4 separate regions of the Mus musculus genome follow, and all the other regions are linked to region 2. The links are chromatin contacts, found by Hi-C or POLR2A ChIA-PET in ENCODE. All regions are on one chromosome and are shown on one strand. The core of a region is the stretch at or near the end of the contact, and the rest is flanking DNA. Distances in the headings are between cores, read along the strand shown. Region 1 holds the start of Nupr1l (nuclear protein transcriptional regulator 1 like). Region 2 holds the start of Rabgef1 (RAB guanine nucleotide exchange factor (GEF) 1). Region 3 holds the start of Chchd2 (coiled-coil-helix-coiled-coil-helix domain containing 2). Region 4 holds the start of Cct6a (chaperonin containing Tcp1, subunit 6a (zeta)).

Region 1 (2,700 bases), core at 43-2,542, 260 kb before region 2:
TTGGGAGGAGTTGGGAGGAGTTCTTCTCTTCCGGGTGTCCTTGGTGACAAGACAGGAGTGGGGAGTGAGTTCTTTCTGAATTTTTATCTCTGTGTCCTCGGCACAGGAAGGCCGGCATCTCTGGTTGTACAGTATAGAAACAAAAAAGCCTTTTGCTGGCTATAGAGAACAAAGAGCTTCTTTCTAGCTGTATTTTTAAAGATCAGGGAAAACAAGCTTGGGGAAATGTTTTAGGGGTTTACCTTTCAGGGAGAAATGCTTTAAGCCAGGGTCTCACAACATCCATGTGCACACACATTACTTTTACATTTACATGCATTTATTTGTGTGAATGAGTGTTTTGCCTGCTTGTATGTATGCCCCAGGAAGCCAGAAAAGGGCTTCAGGTCCCCTGGGACTGGAGATGTAGACAGTTTTGAGCTACCATGTGAGTGTTGGGAGTAGAACCCAGATCCTCTGCAAGATCATAACCACTAAACCCTCTCCAGCCCCTTGGCTCTAACATGCTACTTGTGATGTTTAGTAAGTCTGTCTTCTTAACTTATGAAGCATGCCTTTGTGTAGATTTGTTGAGGGAATTTCCAGAGATTATAGATTGGAGAGAGACAACCCACCTTGAATGTAGCTGCATCATCAGTAGGCTGGGAACTTGAATAAAAATGGAGGGGGGGGGGTACCAAAAAAAAAAAAAAAAAAAAAACACAAGCAAGATGCTAGAATTCCCCTTTCTTTGCTTCCTAATGGACGAATGCAGATTGAATAAGTAGCCTCAAGATCCTGCCCACCGTGTCTTAGCTGATTGTATTCTCAAACGATGAGCCAAAAAAATAACCTTCCCTAAACAGATTATTGCCAAACATTTGGTTATAACAATGAAATAGTAATGTCGTGAAGAGAATTTTCTTGTCACAAGAACAAAGTTAAAGCAATTCAGCAAGCCAGTTTTCTTTTTGCACAAATGAACCCAAACTAGGCTAGCAAATTCATTTGGCCAGAGCTCCTCGTCTTTTATCGCAGTGTTAGGATTATAGGTGTGTGCACAACCACACCTGACTTATACAGTGATGGGGATGGAACCCAGGCCTTTGTGCATGCTAGCACTCTACTGAGTCACATTCCCCAATTCCGTCCCTTCAGGTTTTAACCAGCGAAACCAGGTTTATTATACTTATTTACAATTCGGACCCCGCGAAGAAACACAATTCCGCATCTGGAACAAAGAAGCATGGAAGCCACGCCCCCTGTGAGGTCACAGAGCGCTCCCTACAGCGGAGCCAATAGGAGCACTGGGTGGGGCATTCCGGCGGAGTGACCAGCGGCGGCGGCGGGCGGAGCGCATCGGCGATGGACCCTCCAACTCGTCCTTCTGTCTCCGGCCCAAGGACTCGAGCCCGCCCGCCGCCGCCGGAGGCGCTGCCCACCGTCGGCTTCGAAGAGGAGGTGTACGACTGCCTGGATTACTACTACCTGCGTGACTTCCCGGCCTCTGGGGCTGGACGCAGCAAGGGCCGGACGCGGCGCGAGCAGCAGCTACGCACCAACTACCCGGTGCCCGGCGGCCACGAGCGCAAGGTGGCGCAGATACTGCTCAACGGGCAGCGCAAGCGGCGCCAGCGCCAGCTGCAACCGCGGCCGCGCACACGCCTGGCCTGAGCACACGCCACGCTTGAGCGGGTATGGGCAGGCGGAGCCCATTGGTGTTGGGTAGGGAGTAGAATGTATATCTCAGGTCGGCCTCGAACTCAGTGTGTAGCAGAGGATTACCTTGGACTCCAGATTGTCCTGCATCCAGCTTCCATGGATGGGCTGGGATGCTAAGACATGAGCCACAATGTCCAATTCTTTTTTTACTCTCTTCTCTTTTCCTTTCCTTTTCTTCTCATTTCTGACACTGTCTCCTAAACTGACCTCGAACTCATCACCCCTCCAGCGTTTACCTTAAAATGCTAAAGTTTCAAGCATGGGCCATGATTCCCTGCTGTGTGGTTTTGTTTTATTGATGATGCCCGTAGCCCAGGATTCCATGGTGTGTAGCAAGCCTCAGCTTCTCTAGTCCTGAGATGACAGGTCTGGCCACCATATTCACCTGTCATCTGCTTCTGAGACTTCCCAGCGTTAATCATAACTGTGCTGGCTCCCGATCCCCGACCCAGGGGTTTCCCGGCTGCTGGTGAAAGTCTCCACCGTTTGGAAGTTTGCAATTGTGTGAGAAAAGTCTACATTGGAAATATAGGGAAATGTCCGAGGAAATCCATCTTGGCAGGGTGGCTCACACCTGTAATCCATCTCCAGCCTCTGTGCTCAGGAGACCGCTGGAATTGGAGGCCAACCAGGAACACTCTTTGAGGCACTGTCCCAAAACAAAACTGCCCCTCCTCCTTGTTTGCTTCCAATTGCTGTAATAAACACCGTGAACTTTTGCTTGCAACTTGGGCAGGAAAGGGGTTGTTTCACCTTAAAGCTTACAGCCCTTCCTGAAGTCAGGGCAGGAACCCAGAGGCAGGAACCGGAAGCACAGTTCCCAGAGGTTCATGTTCAGTTACCTTTCTTGTACCTCCCAGGACTATCAGCCCCGGGTGATACCGCCCACAGTGAGCTGAGCGTTGAGAAAAATCCCCGCACTGACTTGTCTCTGACCAGTCTTACAATAGAGGTATCTTTCCAGATGACTCTAGTTTATGTCGAGTTGACAGAACCAAA
Region 2 (2,700 bases), core at 190-2,689:
GGAGTTGCAGACAGTTGTGAGCTGCCATGTGGGTGCTGGGAATCGAACCCAGCTCCTCTGAAAGAGCAACCACCGTTCTTAACCACTGAGTCATCTCTCCATCCCCTCCTTCTTTTTTTTGTCAGGTCAGTTCCAGGATTTGGATTTAGGTTGTCAAGCCTGAATGGGAAACCTTTTACACACTGAAACATCTCTCTGGCCCTCTTTACTTGTAATCCTCTTTCATAAAACTCGCTTTCACCTCATTTGTCTGTGTCTTTCTTTAATCTTCATAGACCTTAAACATCCAACTTGGAGCCACTTCCCTAGGCCAACCTGACCCTGTCTGGCACCCTACAGCCTTGTGCCAAGCACAGCTGGGTCATGAAAGATCCTTTTATTCTCACAACTCCTGCATCATCATGTGCTCTCATTATAAAGCTATACCCCACAACCTTCCTTATATTTGCCCAGGCCAAGAACACTAGAGATGGGAACTCCTGAACTTCCTGTCTCCACCTAGCCAGGCTGGGATCACAGCCTAGTTGCTATTGGACCAATTTCCTTAAGATTCTCCTAAATTGAATCAGTTTCAAGTCCTGCTCTTAAAAAGAGCAAGCCAGGAGTGTTCATTTCTGTGGGCCATCTGCCCAGGTGACCAGGTTCTTTCTATGGACGAGTGCCCAGGAGTGAAAAACAAAATAGCAGAGTCAGAAAAGGTGAAAACAGGCATTTATTGAGACAGGGGTTAAAAAAAAAATTCTGCTGGGAACAGTGTTTTGTTTTTGTTTTTTGTTTTTTCCAGAGCTGAGAGCCAGTCTCACGGACTCTGGGTTGCTCATTTGTAGGGTTCATTCTGAATTCTCTCCTCCCCTATCCTATAACTTCATCTCCTCCACCCCGACGGTTCTTGGCCCAGGGAGATAACAAAAGCTAGTGAGGTGGCATGTCAACTGTCCAGTGGGAGCGTTATCTATCTTTACAGACAGGCAGTCATGTGCTAAACTTTTCCCTCTCGATCTTTTTCCTGACTATCTATTCCCTGCTAACTGCTCACTAGGGGAAAGGTGTGTTTGTATTTCCTTCTGGCGGCCGCATTCGCTAAGCGCTGGGAGATGTCTCCTGGTCCCAGACTTTGATGTCCCGTTTCGTGTATGGCTGTCCTCGGGGCTCCTTGTCGCCCTCAGGCTAATGCAAGCAGAAGCTGGTAGACGGAATGAGGAATGACAGGGGAAACCGCGGCTTCTCGCGAGTCACAGACACGTCAGCGAGGGCCTCACGGTCACTCGGTGTCCCCTGCCCTCAGGGACTGCCCCTTCGGGTGGACAGCCTCCGGAGCGTTGCAATCTTTTCCGGCCAGCCGCCAGCCAGTCCCCGGAAGTCCGAAGCGTCACGGAAATGACGCCACGCGTACGCACCGCGCGCGTGCTCGCGGTGCCGGGGGCGGGGCGTGCGGGGGCAGGGGCGGGGCAGGGAGCCGAGTGACTGAAGGGGCGCTGGGAGCGGCGGTCGGACGCCGGCGGAGCCGCGGAGCAGGTTCGGAGGGACGGGGGCTCCGGAGGCGCGTTCCCACACGGAGCGGGGCGGCGGCGGCGGTGTCCGGCCGCGCGCTGACCGGGGCCGCTCCGTTCCGCCTCTCAGCCGGGAGGGCGGGCGGGCGCATAGGGCCAGGCCGCCGGAGCTCTGCTGCTGCTCTCGGCCTCTCCAGCTCGGCCGAGTTCTTCCCAGCTCGGCGGGACTCGGGCTCCCGGGAGGACACGCTCCCCGGTCGTCGGCTGCCGCTCCGATCCTGTCCGAGTCCGGAGTTGTGGTTGCAGCCGGGCGGGTCCCATCCGGAGCCCGCGTGGGTCCCGGGGCTGGTGCGGCTGCTGTGGCGCGGGGTTTTGAATACTCGTCCCAGGTGCTAGAGGCCAAGGTTATGGGTGTCTCTGAATGAGAAGTCCTGAAGCTGAGGCAGGAGGATTGCCGCGAGTTTTGAGGTCAGCCCTCTGCCACTGAGGAAGACCCTTTTATGGAAAATAATAATAAAGGCAGTCCCTGATTCCGAGCTGTCTGGAAGGGAGAGCCAAGGGGATGTCCTTCCATCCCTTCGCGGAAGTTGGCTCCATAGAGGGAAGCGCCTTGGAGACTAGGTCATTGGCAGCTGGCTGTGTCTCAGAGCTGATGACCAACCTCTGTGGTTGGGAAATGTGTTGCTGGATGTGGTAGGCTCGGTCTGTCTGTGGAGTTTAGATGTGACACTGGCATAAGTTTTACAGCGTCACCTAGTTTTGTGGTAAGAGCCCCTATGGTCCCCCCACCCCCTGCCACCTCCTGGAAGTTAACTGTTGGGTCTTTTAACCTACAAACCTAGAATTACTTTTCAAAGGAAGACCCAATTAGTCACCCACTTCTGACATCCCAGTATTTGGAAATTGAGTCAGGAACAACAGTCTTGGGAGTTTTGACGTCAACGGGGCTATGTAGTGAGTTTGAGGCCAGCCTATACTACAGAGTAATATTCGATCCTCCCGCCCACCAGAGTCGCAGTTAAAAGAAAGAAGAGGCTAAAATAAAATGGTCTTGTCAAGCTTGTTACTGGGCGGTGGTGGCGGTGGCTCACACCTTTAATACCAGAATGCTGGAGGCAGAGACAGATCTCTATGAGTTTGAACAGGCCTGGTCTACAGAGTGAGTTCCAGGACAGTCCAGGCTACATAGACTGTTTTGGGGGGAGAAGAA
Region 3 (2,735 bases), core at 179-2,678, 280 kb before region 2:
AGAACAGTCAGTGCTCTTACCTGCTGAGCCATCTCGCCAGCCCATAAAATAAACTAAGAAAAAAAAAATCTTAAAAAAAAAAAAAAAAGTGGGGGCCGGGTTAGGGTGCCGTGGGCAAGGTCTGGTAGCCCATACCTTTAATCCCAGTCCTTGGGAGGCAGAGGCGGGCAGCCTCTTTGGAGTTCAAGGCCAGCCAGGGCCATAGTGAAAACCCCTTTCAAGGAAACAACAAACCACCACGCCAATCCAAAAAGAAAAATCTAGGGAAAGTGACCTGCCTGAGCTGCAACTTTGACTCATATTTTTGGGGGGGTTCTGGACAGGAATCTCTCTATGGGTAGCCTTGCTAGCCTTGAACTGGTTGCAACCCCCGCTTGCCTTCCGGGAGAAGGAGGCACAAGGGACTATCTTGATGACAGATGACGCATGCGCTACAACATGCACTCCCGAGGTTCACTCCCAGTATGAGCACAATTTTAGTTTTCTACGATTTTATTACCCCAAGGAGGGACCTCAGAATCTGGACTGGGGGGAGGGGTGTCAACAATTTCCTATTTGTTTTTTAGGTCGGCCGGCAAGGTAGCTCAATAGATCGTTTACCACAAAATGGTAGACATCTTGGACCCAAGTGATGGAAAGACATAGCTTTAAATTTTCGGCCCTCTACACACAGCCCGCAATTTTCTTTGTTTCTTTTTCCTTAAAAAAATAAATAAATAAAAGAAAAGAAAATCTTTAAAGCCGGCAATCCCAGCCCTAAGGAAGCGGAGTCAGGAAAATCAAGGAAGGCCAAGCGAGGCCATAAAGTTCAAGGCTAACCTGAGACTCAAAAACGCAGTGAGTAGAACAAAGAAAATACAAAAACCACCCCACCCCCACCCCTGGCCAAGAGTTTACCACGCATCTTTCTTTCCTCGCCTCCTTGTATACTACGCCCTCGACAGCCCTTCCCCCAGCCTGTCTAGGGAAAAGGTCACGTTTCAGAGTCCTCTCCCCGAGTGCACCGACCATGTCCCTGTTCTCAGGAAGTCCGCCCCACCAGCGGATCCCTTCCCGACCGCTCGCTCCGTCTCTTCACCGGTCGCCTTCGCAGCCCTCAGGCTACAGAACCTTGCCCTGGCGGCCCGCGCTCGGTTCCCGGCCCCGAGGGTCTCACCTGGCCGGAGGAGTCACCCGGGAAGTGCGGCTTCGGCTTCCACGCGGCATCCTAACTGCTCGAAGTCTCACCGATCAGCGAAGACAAACTGCGAAACGTACAGAAGCGTCCAGCAATTTCTACCAAGGAGAGAGGAAGGGTGGAGGCGGTACCTCACCGGGCAACCAATAAGAAATCAGGAAAAGCTCGGGCGCTAAAGGTTATTGGACAAAGGAGATATCAGTAATGGGCAGAGCCTGGACTCAGCGTCCTAGGCCCGGAAGTTACGAAGTTGGCGAGGAGGAGCTAAGGCTAACCGGAAGTTCCTGGGGTTGCACTCTCAAATTTTGTCCTCCGATTCAATGGTGGAGGTTAGGTTTTTGCTTCCGATGGCCGGCTGGCCTACTCCACAACCTGACTGACCTTGATTTTCACTGTCTCCTGCCTTAGCCTCTCAAGTAAACTGGATTAGGGGCTTACTGGGGTCTGCTCTTGGGCTGTTTACTTAACCCTTCTCTGTTTTGTTTTGGGACAATGCCTCCGGTAACGGATGTTGCCTTGGATCTCGCTGTTCTCACGTCTCAGCCTCCTAGTACTGGTCACGCAGGAAAAACTCTGTTTTTCTGTTATAAAGAATTTACTAATAAACGTGTTTGGAAATATTAAATTACATAAGCAGAATTTCGCTAAAGGAGCTCTGCTCCCAACATGTCTGGAAGATAGTGAACTAGCCGAGCTTATTAGAAACTATGAAAAAGGGGCTGATGAGATGGCTCAGCGGAGAAGAGCACTGACTGCTCTTCAAAAGATCCGGAGTTCAAATCCCAGCAACCACAAAGTGGCTCACAACCACCCATAACGAGATTTGACACCCTCTTCTGGTGTGTCTGAAGACAACTACAGTGTACTTACATATAATAAATAAATAAATCTTAAAAAAAAAAGAAACTATGAGAAAGAAAATTCTGTACATAATTCAAGTTTCTGTTGCAGAGAAATTTTCTGCTCATATTTACCAAGGCTCGTCTTCAATTAAGCGCTATTTCCATAATAAAAGAAGACCATCCTGACTTAATACTAGCCAGTAAGATCATCTGCATATCAAAGAACAGGCCTCTAAAGCTGTTGTCCTCAACCTGTGGGTTTCAGACTGTGATTTAGGGACTGAGTTACTGCTCTTTTCCACGTAAGACTGCTCAAATGCAGAGATGCCCACATTCCAGTATCCAGAACTGTATAAAAGGGTTGCAGCATTAGGAAAGTTGAGAATCATTGAATCTAGAAGTCTCCTCAACTGTGGCCACAGAGGCTTGTGGTCCCATAAGCTCTCACCACAGAGGATGTTGGTGACCTGAGCCCATTGATTGGCAGAGATATCTGCAGTGTCAATCCATGATGCTTCCTGGAAAACACTCTTGTCCTCGTAATGTGGATGAAGACCATTCCTACACATTGCCCATGAGGTCATATAGTCCTACAGAGTAGCAGTAGGCCATCTGATGGAGAAACAGGGGACTCTCCTCCCCACCAAATGCCCAGGGGAATGGGGGAAGAGTTTTCCTCTGCCACCTTGTCAGGCACTGTGTATGAAAGGAGATCT
Region 4 (2,700 bases), core at 192-2,691, 380 kb before region 2:
AACACGAGTCTTCTTCATGCCTCGTTATCATCTGCACAGCTTTTGTGGTTTTCAAACCTACAACTCCACTTGAAAACATTACACTAGCATACTTACTGCAGCCAGAAGAGCAGAGGTTTGGGAATAACTAAATGTCAGCCATGTGACTGGTTGTTTCTCTTTCCTTTTTAAATTTCCTGTATTCAGGACCTTTGTACCGGTTAAACCGGCACTCATCCTCTGAGCTACATACCCTATAGTTCTGTTTTCTTTAGACAGGGTCTTCCTATGTAGCCACGGCTGGCCTGGAACTTGCTATGCAGACCAGGCTGGCCTTGAACTCACAGAGATCTGCTTGCCTCCCGTGTTGTGACTATGCCTGGCTCTGTATAGTAGAAGAATAAGAATTTTTCTTTCCTATCAAAATGGCAAAGCCTTCAGTATATATAGCTCAGTGGAATACGTCCAATGGCATTACGAGTTGTCATCTGTGTGGAGAAGTGATTCATATTCATATACATGTTTAAAAATTCAGTACGTATCTATATGTTAAGTGCTCAACATACAGACAGGAAAAACACTTATACGCTTAATATTATTTTCTTTTTAAAAAAATGTTTAAAAGAATGCTTTCAAAGACTGGGCACCACTGTCCAGCCATTAGTTGTTAGTTTTTAGCAGGCTTAGTAGCTCATACCACTTTGGAAGTTGAAGCAGGACTGCTACGAGTTAGAATACCAGTCCGTGTTAGACAGTTCGTGGTCTAGCTGGGACATAGAATGAAACAAGGATTACTATTTGTTTCATTATTTTAAAAAAATTAAAACAAAATCCATTTTAGTTTTCAAGCTGCCTCAATGACCTGGGCCCTAAGAACAGACTGATCCTGAGTCTCCTCAACGCCCATCGCACCACTCCTAAAGCCATCTAGTACTTTCTACCTAGCGTAGTCCTCCCGTCAACCTCCGGGGTCTTAAAACGACCAGGGTACAGGGGAAGGCTCCATTTTCTGTGCTCCCCAATTTACGGATAAAACAGGCAAGGAAAAAAAAAAAATGAACCTGGGAAATCTCGCGAGAGTGTGAGGGAAGCATCCCGGAGTCCAGTAGCTAGAGACACCCTGCAACTAGAGGCCGACGCCTCTGCTTCCTGTCACACCCAGTCGAGTGCAGAGGCCGAAGCATCCCTCACACACGACCTGCAGGGCTTTTCCTGCACCGCGGAGCCGCGCAGCCTCCACGCTGCAAACTCTTAAAAGCGCCGAACCGTGACGCTGGGGGGCGAGCACAACGGAACCTTAAGATCCAGAGTGCCGATGACGGGAGAACCAGTTTCTCAGATGCGCAATGACGTCGCAACTGGGCGTGGTGGGCGGGTCTTAGAGAGACCAGCGTTGGATTAAGCCAATCAGCGGGCGGCAGGAGGGTCGCCACCCAATGGAGGTGCTCTGTGGGCACGCCGGGGGCGGGCCGGGTGCGTAAGACTTTTCGAGAAGACCCCGCAGAGAGCACGTTGTTCTCGGCCTCTCCCGGAGCTAGGCCAGCCATGGCGGCGGTAAAGACCCTAAATCCGAAGGCCGAGGTGGCCCGGGCCCAGGCAGCGCTGGCGGTGAACATCAGCGCGGCTCGGGGCCTGCAGGATGTTCTGAGGACCAACTTGGGGCCTAAGGGCACCATGAAGATGTAAGCCCGGGCTGGCGGGAGGGCGGGCCTGGCGGCTCGATGGCCGCAAACTCGAGTCGCTGCCTCCAGGCCTTCGCGCTAGCGTTTTCTTTCTCCCATGTCTGGGCTGCATCCCATCCAAACCCCCCGAATCCGCGCCTTTCGGGGTTGGCATTTGCACCTATTTCTTATAGAGGAAGAGAGTGGCGTGTGCAACCTTCCCGAACCCAGCCCCGGGCCCCGAGTTTACTGGGATGTAGGAGTAAAGTCCAAATTTCAGGGGATCTGTTTTTGTTACCTCGTTAGCTAGCAAATGAATAAAGTTCACTGAGACATAGCGCTTGGATTTTTTTTTAATTAGTCTTAATTCACTCTCTTTTCTCGCCTCTCGTATCCGTTCCTCAAATTGCGGTTGCTTTGGAGTCGTATATTTCATAGCCTCCTTTGGTTCCCTTTACACCTCATTCTTTTTTGTGGGAATTTTCTTTATGTATTTAGTTGAGATCGGGTCTGACTGATAAGTTACGGCTTGTCTGGAACTCCCTGTGATTCACTTGCCTTCAAGAGGGGATGGGGGATATACATTACCTCCCCTTGGCTGCTTTGTGGAATTCTTACTTGTTTTGTTTTAATTAGAAAAAGTCACATCCTTGCTCATCAATTCCTTCCCATTTGGCAGGCTTGTATCTGGTGCTGGAGACATCAAACTTACTAAAGATGGCAATGTGCTGCTTCATGAAATGGTAAGAGGCTGCCGGGCTGGGTTTAAAAAAAAATTTTTTTTTTTGACCTCTTGCTCCATTTGAGGTGAATAAAATTCTTCATCAGGTCATCATGTCTTTCAGGCAGAAATATAGGAAGTGCTTTAGTGGGTGAGGAACTCTGTCAAATGTGACACATGTGTTTGGATCCTTGGGTTTTTTGTTTGTTTTGGGGGGGTCTACTTTGTAGTCTGGGCTAAAATAAAAAATTGTATAAAAGAATATTGTTATCTCTACTTTAGCTAAATATTGTACCACATAGCTATAATCCCGGCACTCAGCCAGATCTCTTGAGTTCA

Evidence for each region. A loop is a pair of places that touch in the nucleus more often than their neighbours do. ChIA-PET counts read pairs that join two places held with the same protein, here RNA polymerase II (POLR2A).
Region 1: a map of heart shows a loop between it and region 2 (2.2-fold over the local background). The contact joins the promoter of Nupr1l here to the promoter of Rabgef1 in region 2. A Hi-C loop is called at or near these places in 3 of 37 maps with a recorded cell type or tissue (gastrocnemius, heart and v-Abl transformed pro-B cells). POLR2A ChIA-PET finds 5 or more read pairs at or near these places in 2 of 5 experiments (Patski and embryonic stem cell).
Region 3: POLR2A ChIA-PET joins it to region 2 with 19 read pairs in Patski. The contact joins the promoter of Chchd2 here to the promoter of Rabgef1 in region 2. POLR2A ChIA-PET finds 5 or more read pairs at or near these places in 2 of 5 experiments (Patski and embryonic stem cell).
Region 4: a map of T-helper 17 cell shows a loop between it and region 2 (6-fold over the local background). The contact joins the promoter of Cct6a here to the promoter of Rabgef1 in region 2. A Hi-C loop is called at or near these places in 1 of 37 maps with a recorded cell type or tissue (T-helper 17 cell). POLR2A ChIA-PET finds 5 or more read pairs at or near these places in 1 of 5 experiments (Patski).

The regions. Positions count from the first base shown.
Region 1 is chr5:129,907,248-129,909,947 of GRCm38, forward strand. It overlaps Nupr1l (nuclear protein transcriptional regulator 1 like), which reads left to right and starts at 1,293. Exons shown (of 3, transcript NM_026916.3): 1 at 1,293-1,674. The coding sequence starts at 1,345. The coding sequence ends at 1,653. It also overlaps a transcript of Zbed5 not described here.
Region 2 is chr5:130,170,380-130,173,079 of GRCm38, forward strand. It overlaps Rabgef1 (RAB guanine nucleotide exchange factor (GEF) 1), which reads left to right and starts at 1,440. Exons shown (of 9, transcript NM_001199059.1): 1 at 1,440-1,515.
Region 3 is chr5:129,886,042-129,888,776 of GRCm38, forward strand. It overlaps Chchd2 (coiled-coil-helix-coiled-coil-helix domain containing 2), which reads right to left and starts at 1,429. Exons shown (of 4, transcript NM_024166.6): 1 at 1,157-1,429. The coding sequence starts at 1,206.
Region 4 is chr5:129,785,915-129,788,614 of GRCm38, forward strand. It overlaps Cct6a (chaperonin containing Tcp1, subunit 6a (zeta)), which reads left to right and starts at 1,442. Exons shown (of 13, transcript NM_009838.2): 1 at 1,442-1,661; 2 at 2,320-2,383. The coding sequence starts at 1,525. Psph (phosphoserine phosphatase) reads right to left here and starts at 1,339. Exons shown (of 8, transcript NM_133900.4): 1 at 1,041-1,339.